2 separate regions of the Mus musculus genome follow, and region 2 is linked to region 1. The links are chromatin loops, found by intact Hi-C in ENCODE. Cell type or tissue: heart. All regions are shown on one strand.

Region 1 (5,000 bases):
TGCTAAGAGCTATGGCTACAAATAAGTGGGAGACTGAATTTATTTTTATTTTGCAGTACGTGAGACTGAATCTGGTGCCCACACACACTAGACAAGTATTCTGAGTTACATCCCAGCCTGGCACCATCTTTTTTTTTTTTTTTTAACTTTTTTTTATTTTGAGAGAGGATCTAATTGTGAACTCACTCTTGGACCCAAGCAGGCCTTGAATGTGGAATCCTTCTGTCTCAGCCTCCTACTAGATACATGAGAGACTACAGTTCTCAGTTAAGTCAGGAGAAACCCATAGGACTTCAATTCTTTGGAATAATTTCTGTGACTATTGTGAAATCTACTACTACTGCTGTTACTAATACATTACAGATGTGTGTCTTTTACTGACAAAGTGAGACAGGCTTTGTTTAAAAAAAAAAAACCTACTATAAAATCCAAAAGAAATGACAAAACTTTTACATCCTTAATTTAGCCGTGAGTTTTCAAAACCACGCTCAGTTAAAAAAAAAAAAAAAAAAAAGAAAAGGACTTTGAAAATAACAATGAATACTTATATTCTTACAGCTTTCTACTTATTCTGAGTAGCGAGGGTCAAACTCACCTTAAAGTTTCCCTGGCATATGACAAGAGCACAGCCATCCCACCCAACAGCCCCACACACGCTGCAGACCACCTGAAGACCTCGAGAGTCTGAGGAAGGAGGTGTCCAATAGCCAGGTGGCAAACTACCAGAAACACAAACACTTTAAATGCCTTTTCAAATTCCTTCCCTGCCTCCATTTCTCCTTCACCACCAAATCCCCTCCGCACACACCCCCTCTCCTGGGCTACATTCCCAGCGCTGCCCCATTTATTTATTTATTTTTTGAAACAGGTTTTTACATTCATGATCAAGAATTGAAAAAAAAAAACTCATTTGCAATCGTATTGATGAACTAGGTTCAAATAAAACAAGTCATATCTACACATGCAGAGCTAATGTAAGTCCCCAGCCTTTCCTTGGCTGTCCTGTGTTCTCATGTGGCCAATGCCTTATTAGATTCTAAGGCTGTAATGATGTCTCTCTCTGTCTCTGCCTCTGCCTCTCTCTCTTTGTCCCTGAGTATTGGAATCACTGTTCCTCACATGCTAGGTAAGCATTTTACTATTAAGTTATATCCCAGACTTTTCACTTTTTATTATAAAACAGAGTCTTACTAAGTTGCCCGGGTTGGAGTTCAACTCACTCTATAGCCAAAGCCTGTCTTAAACTTGGGATTTTCTTGCCTTAGGCTCTGAGCATTATGGGCCTGAGCTACCAGGTCAGGCTCAACTTTGATCTGTGTGTTGAAAGGGGCTTATGGGGGAAACATGTTACAATGACTTCTGACACAAATAGCTGACCATCAGCTGATTTGAGGTCAGTACCAGCAGAGATGACCGGTCACCAGCTCTGTTACGCGTCTGAGGACCCAAGTTCCTTTGCCATTCTGTCTCAAACTTAAGAGTAGCTTGCCACAAATACCAAGGTGGCATCAATTGGCCAAGTGTCACATTCTCTGATAATTATGAGGCAGGACTGTATCATTTCTGTATATTATTTGATCAGGCTCCCACAGTCTATCTTTTATCTTCACCAAACCTAGACTGTATGTAGCCTGAGCTCTTGCCTAAATCTGGGACAAAGTGAACTCAAGTGCTATTTTAATTCCATTCATTCTCCGTGGCTGCATCAGGGCCTGGGGCTCTACCTCCTGACAAACATTTGGTCTCTAGAAGGCTTCTGAAGTTAGGCAAGTCTGAAAATTGAAGGAGGCCCATGTATCCTTCACTCATCTGACATCAAGGCAGAAAATAAGCCCAGGCTTGCAACCTACCCAATTAAGTTCTCGATTCCTCAGTCCTTGCTCAGCTGTTCCAAGATAGTTTACACCAGAACAACAACTGTATTTTATTCACAGCACTTCAATTAGTGAGTTGTATGAATAAGGACTGACAAAGGGAGAAAATTATGTTGACTGACAGGTAAAACGTAACTAGAAAAGCTACCATTGCTGAGCCAGCTTTTGGTGGCGGTAGGTAGTTCTAGTATAAAGTATGCTCTTTTCCGGTGTCTGTGCGTCGGCGACATGGTCAGACAAATATTACTTGGGTTCGAGTCCTCTGCCAGGGACCTGCTATGTGACGCGGGCAAATTGGCTCCCCGAACTCCCCACTTCCAACCCGCAAAAGTGGAATGCCGACCTTCCCAGTTTGACCGGCTGTCTCGGAGAAACCATTATGAAAGGAGGCCGGATCGTGCGCATGAACACGGCCAACTGGTTTTCTGCTTTCGTCTCAAACGCGTTTGTAAGCGATTTTTCAAAGTCGGGTCCGCCTGGCAAACTGGTTTTCAAAAGCTACTTTCCCGCTAAGATCTGTCCCGCTCGGACCGCGCCTCCTGTTTCCCCATCAAAAGACTATAGTCTGTGCGTGCATCGCCCATCTTCCCTTGTCTCCAGAAGGCCACCAATGGCCCCACCCTGGACCGCCCACCCGGGCCGAGCCCACCTCCCACTGGCCCGGCACGTTTGTTTTTGTTTTGCCGGCCGCGCGGGCCGGGCGAGGGGCGCGCCCTGTCCAGCGTTCTCCCAGAGGCCGCGGCTCCTCGCAGCGGGCCGGCCCCGCCTCGGCTGGCGCCGCCCACGGGGACGACGCGGGCGGAGACAGGCCCGGGCAGGCGCGGCTTCCCCGCGGCTTCCCGCCCGCGCCCTCGCCCTCGCCCTCGCCCTTGCCCGCCGCCGCCGCCACCGCCGCCCCGGTTCCCCACTGACGCCCGCGGCCCGCGAGCCTCGCGGACGTGACGCCGCGGGCGGAAGTGACGTTTTCCCGCGGTTGGCCCGGGCGCTCGGTTGCCGGGCGCGTCCGGTTTTCCTCGGGGGACGTTCCCATTATTTTTGTAACGGGAGTCGGGTGAGGACGGGGCGTGCCCGGCGTGCGCGCGCGCCCGCCCGCCTCCCCGCGCGCCTCCCTCGGCTGCTCGCGCCGGCCCGCGCTGCGCGTCATGCCGCCCAAAGCCCCGCGCAGAGCCGCGGCCGCCGAGCCCCCGCCACCGCCGCCGCCGCCGCCTCGGGAGGACGACCCCGCGCAGGACAGCGGCCCCGAAGAGCTGCCCCTGGCCAGGTGAGGAGCGCGGCCGCCGCGGGCCGGAGAGAAGGGAAGGGAAGGGAGCGGGGACGCCGGGTGCATCCCGGCGGGGACGCCGGGCGGGCGCATCTCGGCGGGGCCGGGCTGGCGGTAGGAGCGGCGCCCCGGGTCTCCGGGGTCCCCTTGGTCCCCCATCTCTGCGGGGGTGGCGGCGGCGCGCTGACACGGTCCCGGGCTCGCGGGCGACGGGGAGGGCATCCCGAAGGGGTCTGGGCTGCGGCTTGACAGGTGTCGGGCGGGTGGGGCTCCTGCTCCCGAGCGAAGTGACAGGTGCAGGCTCTACTCCAGCGACGCCCAGGCGCGGAGCCGGCGGGTCCCGGAGAGCCCCGGTCAGATGCAAAAACAATTGAAATAAATATTTAAAAAAAGAAAAAAAAAACTCGACCGGTGTTTGTTTTCTTTCTTCCTCCCTTTTTTCTCCGTGGAGATCCGAAGCACCCCCGGGGTGGGTTGACTTTCTCTTTTGCAGTCGTCCTGCGATGCAACAGTTGGGAGCCTTGCCCTCTCTGAGCTTGCGCTGCATCGGCAGCTTGGTCCTGGGAGAGGCCAAGAAAAGCCTTGTAGGCAAAGCGCAGGGTCGTGGGTGTCAATTGCTCACGGGGTCCTCAGCTCCCGGGCTTTGTGGGGGTTTCTTTAGAACAATGCTTTGAGGCCCGGGGGGATTTAAAGCCATCTGTGGAGACTGATGGAGCAGAACTCTTAGAAGAACTGGTATGTGGGCAAAAGTTTCAGGAGACATTTAAATGCAAGGGCTTGGAAGTTTCTAAACTTTGTTCCCCTTTTTTTTCAGGGTAGAACTCTTCTTGCGTGCTGATTGGCCCGCAGCATGCTTCATTATTTCTTGCCTTTTGCCTTTGAGCATTCACGGATTCTGGTGCCTCCCCCTCCCTTTTTTCTTTTTTGGTCTTGTGTTTGGTACTGTGTTCTCTCAAAGAACTTTTCTCTCCATTTATTAAGTGGAATCTAAACTTAAGTTCATGTGGATCCAATAAGAACAACAGAGAGATATTTATTGTATTTCAACATTTTTTTTCTTGACTGTGCTACTGTGTGATTAAGTAACAGAAATTGAAACAATATGATTGTTGTTATTGTCAGCACTAGTTTTGAGAGTATAGATCCATTGTAGATGGGAGTTGTTTTTGTCTCTCACGGTCCTTCAATTTCTAGCCCATCATTAAGTTCTCGAGTTTTTGTTGTTGTTGTTGTTTTTGTTTTTTTGGGAGGGGGTGTTTTTGTTGTTTTTAATTACTCTGACTCTGTAACCCAGGCTTGCCTTAAGCTCTCTGTTTTACTGCCTCTGCCTCCCAAGTTCTGGGATTGTAGCCCTGATGGGCTATCAAGCTCCTTTCTTCTCATTGAGCATCAATCAAGGCTCTTTGTGAGACCCAGACTCTTAACAGAGTTCAGGTCAAATCCTAAGAGACTGAAATAATTTTGGAAATTGCTTGTCTAAGTCTATTAAAATTCATATTAGATGGATTTTCTTATGGACCAAATAAAAATCATGTTCTTAAAAAATAAATACAGAATAAAAACTGTTCCAGGGGAAGAGTTTGCTTTTGTTTCTAATTAAACTCTGATGTATCCAGTGTGTGGAAGCTTCACTTTAGAAAGAGCAGTAACATGTATTCTAAAAGATTCCATGCCATCTATGGACTTATTACTGATTATTGTAGAGTAACTGTACACATTGAAGTTCTGGTCATTGCCTGTGGGAAAGACAGACCCAGTTTCTTTCTCTTTTATGTACTTTTAACTTTGGAGAATTCTCAAAAAGTTCTCCTTTAAATTAAACTTTACAAGACATAGTCTCATCTTGGTTACTCATTGCCACTAAG
Region 2 (5,000 bases), 57 kb before region 1:
AGTCGCTTACTAATAAATGATTAAACGGAGCTTTTGGGTTTGTTTGTTTGTTTTTCTCACACAAAAATTCCATGGCCTTTGGGCTCACAATCAAAGAGAATTTGGTGCTACCAGAAGTTAACTTATCCTACGTAGCCAACCGACAGAGTTCACCCCATTTTCTTATCAACTTGCAACACTGGGCCCCTGAGGAGAACTAGTTGGAAGCAAATTCAGAACCGGAAAATCCAGGCAGCCCAGAGGGGCAACAAGTCCTAGCTCAACCAGGCGCGCCCTCCACAAAGCCTGGCCAGATTCCCGCTGAGTCCTGGGTGGGGGTGGGGGGAACCAGGGAGGGTCTGGCGTGAAGCCAGGCCCCGCCCCGCTCAAGGCCCCGCCCCTCCGGGCCCCCGCCCTGCGCCCGCGCCCCAGCTGCGAGGCCGGAAACCGCGCTGCACTGAGCCGCTGCTGCTGTCGCGCAGTCCGCTCCTCCGCTGCAGAGTCGTGCCCTGAGCTCGGCCGACAAGGCTGCCTTCGCAGCCGGGATCCTGCCAGCCGCGACCCCAGCCTTCGCCGTCGCCGCCTAGGGCGCCCCAGGCCGCACCATGGTGAAGGTGACGTTCAACTCGGCGCTGGCCCAGAAGGAGGCCAAGAAGGACGAGCCCAAGAGCAGCGAGGAGGCGCTCATCGTCCCTCCGGATGCCGTGGCGGTGGATTGCAAGGTCCTGGCTGGGGTCGCGGGCGGGGTCCCGGCGGCGGGGACGGTTTCCCGGACGGTCCTCCGCTCCCGGGTACCGTGGTGTGTGTGTGTGCAGCGAGCGGGGCGGGGTCCTGGCCCTGGCGACCCCCGAGGGGACAGTTGCACAGGTGTACGAGGTCCCGCGGCTTTGCACTTGGCTTGGTAGCCCGGGAACCTGCAGCGACAGGCACCGCCACCACCGAGTTTGGCACTTTTTTTCCAGTATAAATACTGTGCCTAAAATGGCTGACATCATAACAAGCCTAAACCTCTGTTGTTTCCTACTTTCGTTTCTAGGCTGAACAGCACTTGGACTAAGTCCAGCAACTGTAAGCATCTTCATTTTTTAAAAGCCCTTTTCTTTTACAAACTCCCTTGCCTACAAATGGCCTTCGGTGTTGGCAGGTGAACACCTTGGGGTCTGGAGAGAGAAGACAACAGTATACTGGGAGTAGTTTCTGGCTGGTGATTTTATTATTGTAACAAATATTCCAGGTGAAAGTAATTGCTATTGTGGCTGTTCCCATGTAACCCAACAGTTGACTTTTATCAGCCTCTTTGTGGGTACTTCTGAATAAGTGAAACTGGAACCAAAACATAGGAATTTGCTCCCATCCCTACAAAATAGGTAACCTTTGTGTTACCACATCCCCGGTTAGCACTGAGTGATGCTGTCACTGGATTCAATTTTTAAAAGTGATGTACAGTAATATTCTTTTAAATATAAATATAATTTTTGCCTAAGTTTTCTTTTTGCCTTTTTAGGGCTTCTGACATTTGATACCTATGAATACTAACAGCGGGTGCTGCTTCGTTTTTCACTAACACTTTTTAATACCTATTGTCACTTGGGTAATTTTAGTTTTGACTTAAAATCAGTCGTTTGTGTCCATGGTACAAGTAGTAAGGAGAGTTTTTGTTTTTGTTTGTTTGTTTTTTAATGATCTAATGAAAATTACTGTAAAGAAACAGGCCACTAATACCCTATAAAATTTTTGGATATATAATAGCAGTCTGGGCTGTTTGGACATGTTTTCTGGAAACGTTCCAGCTAAAAGCAAACATCATGTTGATTTTTTTAAATGACTGTCTTCCCCTGAGATGAGAGAGCTGATTCCCTAAAAGGATTAAGGGTTCTGGTTTTAGTATTGTTTTCCTGAACCTAGTACAAACACTCTTGGTCTTGAAAACATGTTTAGAATTCACAGGTAAAAATTGTCATAGCAAATTATCATATCTCTTTTGTCCGGATGCACATTTTAATCTAGAATAGACCCATAGTCAAGCACCCAATCACAACAACTCTATATCTTGTTTGTGGAGACACCTTGAGTCTCCTCAAGCCCAGATAGGCCTTGAACTCTGCCCTTCCTTCATTTTCCTCCCCAAGTACTGGGATTACAGGTGTGCACAGCCATGCCCAGCTTCAAATATACATTCTCACTGATATTATATAGGTATATGGTCTTTAAATTCTAAAACTATAACTCCTCCCACGCTAAGCAAGCATCAATGATGTCATTTCTCTGTTTTTTATTCCAGGGTTGTAAAGGTTTCAAACTCTCAGACAAACGTCAGAATTCACTTTGCAGGGGAGCTTTGAATCAGTCTTGCCATTTATGAAGTAGCAGTCTTATTTTTGAGCTCTTAAGGATTTTTCATATGCTCACCATAATTTAATTTTTATTTCACAGTAACTGTCTATAGCTGTACACTTTGCTTTTATTTCTTAATTTCTCTGATTTCTCTATCCAAAGGAAGATACTTCAATTAAGCAGTGAGGGCTTGTGTTCTTCTATAGCCACACAGAAGTCACAGCTAAATTGGTTTGGTTAATACAGAGAGAGGGAGAGAGAGAATGAATTCTTTTTCCAGCTATAAGCTGGAAGCCTTTTCTCAGTGGGGACAGTATCTCTACAATGGGAGTAGGTGGAATAAAGGAAAAGCCTGCTTGCCTAGCGAGAGAACTGATCTCATCCCAGAGCTGCGGAGTGATTACATAATGTTCTGATGTTCCTTTGGGCTGCACTGTGTGGCAACCACCTTGTCCGACCGCCCGGGCTGGGAACAGAATTAGCCTTAATGTGTTCTGCCTGGGGCATTTCCTCTGGTCAAGAGGACCAAGCTGGTTTGAGAACTTGGAAAGAAAGCCCTTTAGCACTTTTACACAGCAGCCACGGACCTGTTTGTACAGCCTGTGCTTGAGGAGTGCCCCGTGGGTATCTGTAAGAATTCTGCTGTCTCCTGTCAGGGGCTTATGTAACATACGTACACAGGGCCATTTACACCGCTGTCTTCTGCTGCTGTCTCCCACCCTGCATGAGACCCTTCTGGAAGCAGCCCCACAGCTCCGTTACGGTTTCCAACTACTCTGTGCCTTAGCTGTCTGTTCCAGCAGCTATTTCTTTTGATTACATTATCCCAGCTAGTTTGCATTATTTTTTTTTTTCCGTCCACATTTTTCAGTTGACAGTCTTATCTTCTCAGACCCATCCTGATTGACACTCGGCCTTTAGGGGGACAGCTGTAGCAAAGAATCATAATATCGTGATCTGTGTGACAAAAGTCAGTTTGAAGTGATAAGGATATACTATGGTATAGACAGCAGTCCTTGATTTTTGTATTCAGAGCTTTCTTTGAACCTTTCGGAAAGTATGTGTGCAAATACTGCAATAGAAGCCCTAAGTATGTCCAATATAACTGCTTGGCTTTATTTTACCTTAAATTATTTTTTTGGGGGGGGTCAAGATTCAAGGGTCGAACCAGATGGTCTACAAGGACTCTATCAGTTTAAAAATTATATGAAGATGCTAGGATTATATAAATTACAGTTTTACAACAATTAAAGTTGTTTGGGCTTTTGAGACAAGGTCTCTCATAGCCCAGGCTGGTCTTGAACTTGCAACGAAGCTGATGATGGCCTTGAACTCCAGATCCTCTGGTCTTCCTGAGTGCTAAGATTATAGTCCACCACACCCAGCTAACAATTCTATTGTTTTAATTGTGGGGGAAAAAAAAAACCCAAGTCCTCCCCTTCTCAAGCAGACAGCTTCCTTTCTTTTTTTCTGTGTTTAATCCCTCCTTTGAGTCCTACATGGAGTCAGAGGCCAAAGAAAAGGGAAGCAAGTGGAAGGGAGGATTATATAATCCAGCCAGTGTTGAGTTTTGCTTACCTCACTGTGGAGCAGGGAATAAGCAACAACCCGTGCTGCAGTCTCTGCTTGTGACCCCTTCCTTATGTGTGTGACCTTGCAGAGCAGAGGAAACAGGCAGCGTGGGCACTGGGTGACAAACACATTCTGCATCGTCACAGGATGGCTCTGTGCATCCCAGTTTGTGCTTTCTGCTTTTTCAATATTTCCATAGTTAGGACTGACTGGTTTGATCATTTTGACTTCGGTTTGTAATGGTGTTTTTTGCAGCCTTAGGGGGTTAGAGGAAGGACATAAAATGCATGACTAGACAGTGAGACATGTTGATCTCTACTGGGGGACTGGGAGCTTGGCTCTTTTTCATCAGAGTGCATCTCATTGCCTATTAACGTAATTTATGTTTATAGACACTGGCTGTAAACGTTTATTATAGAGTAGACTTGGCTATCCTAGAATTCAGTGTAGACCAGGCTAGCCTGGAAAGTGCAGTAATCCTCCTGCCTTCTGCCTCTTGGTGCTGGGACAGGCATGTGCCACCATGCCTGGCTGGAGCCAGAAAAACTTTCACATTCGTTAGATCTTGACCTCTGTAGAGGATATGGATGTCTGAAGTGAGGTTTTATTCTGGGAGACAGATAAGTACTTCTGCATATCTCTGGTGGGACACTCTGTTTTTTGAGGGTGGGTAACGTTGCATATTGTCATTGTCATTGGTTGGAGGACAAGTTAGCTGCCAGGATGACAGTTCCCAGGCGGGTAAGGCCAGTTATTGCCCTTAGCATATTCATAAACCTCTAAGAACTCAGGGAGTTCAACTCGACCACCTAAGAGTTCTATGTGGATAGCAGTATATATGTATTTTTTTAAATCAGAAACACTAAAACTCATTTATGATAAAGGTATGTTTAATGCACCCAGTAGTCAACGTACCAAGTGGTGACGTGTGTCAGTGCCCAGAGAAGAATATAGGAAACAGTCTTTTGAGACATTTTGGTTTCATCAAACCATAACCCAAACACTTGAAGTGACTTCAGAAAACTGCGTTCTTCCTCAGGAATGAGATGCCCTCCGAATTCATGTTTTGCCTGCAGCCGCTTGGATCTCATTGTATGACATCGTGTTAATAAAGA

What was found. A loop is a pair of places that touch in the nucleus more often than their neighbours do. Peaks named below come from ENCODE experiments on the same cell type or tissue, not always from the same donor. Only the 100,000 strongest peaks of a DNase experiment are listed, where the experiment ranks them.
Region 2: a loop joins it to region 1, with 6 times the contacts of the local background. A loop is called at or near these places in 14 of 42 quality-filtered maps.

The regions. Positions count from the first base shown.
Region 1 is chr14:73,323,658-73,328,657 of GRCm38, reverse strand. It overlaps Rb1 (RB transcriptional corepressor 1), which reads left to right and starts at 2,836. Exons shown (of 27, transcript NM_009029.3): 1 at 2,836-3,135. The coding sequence starts at 3,017. In heart, no CTCF peak of the experiment used is centred here; DNase peaks (open chromatin) are centred at 2,797 and 3,707; H3K4me3 peaks cover 2,500 bases; H3K27ac peaks cover 2,221 bases.
Region 2 is chr14:73,380,711-73,385,710 of GRCm38, reverse strand. It overlaps Itm2b (integral membrane protein 2B), which reads left to right and starts at 422. Exons shown (of 6, transcript NM_008410.3): 1 at 422-701. The coding sequence starts at 585. In heart, no CTCF peak of the experiment used is centred here; DNase peaks (open chromatin) are centred at 350, 2,800 and 3,960; H3K4me3 peaks cover 3,048 bases; H3K27ac peaks cover 1,700 bases.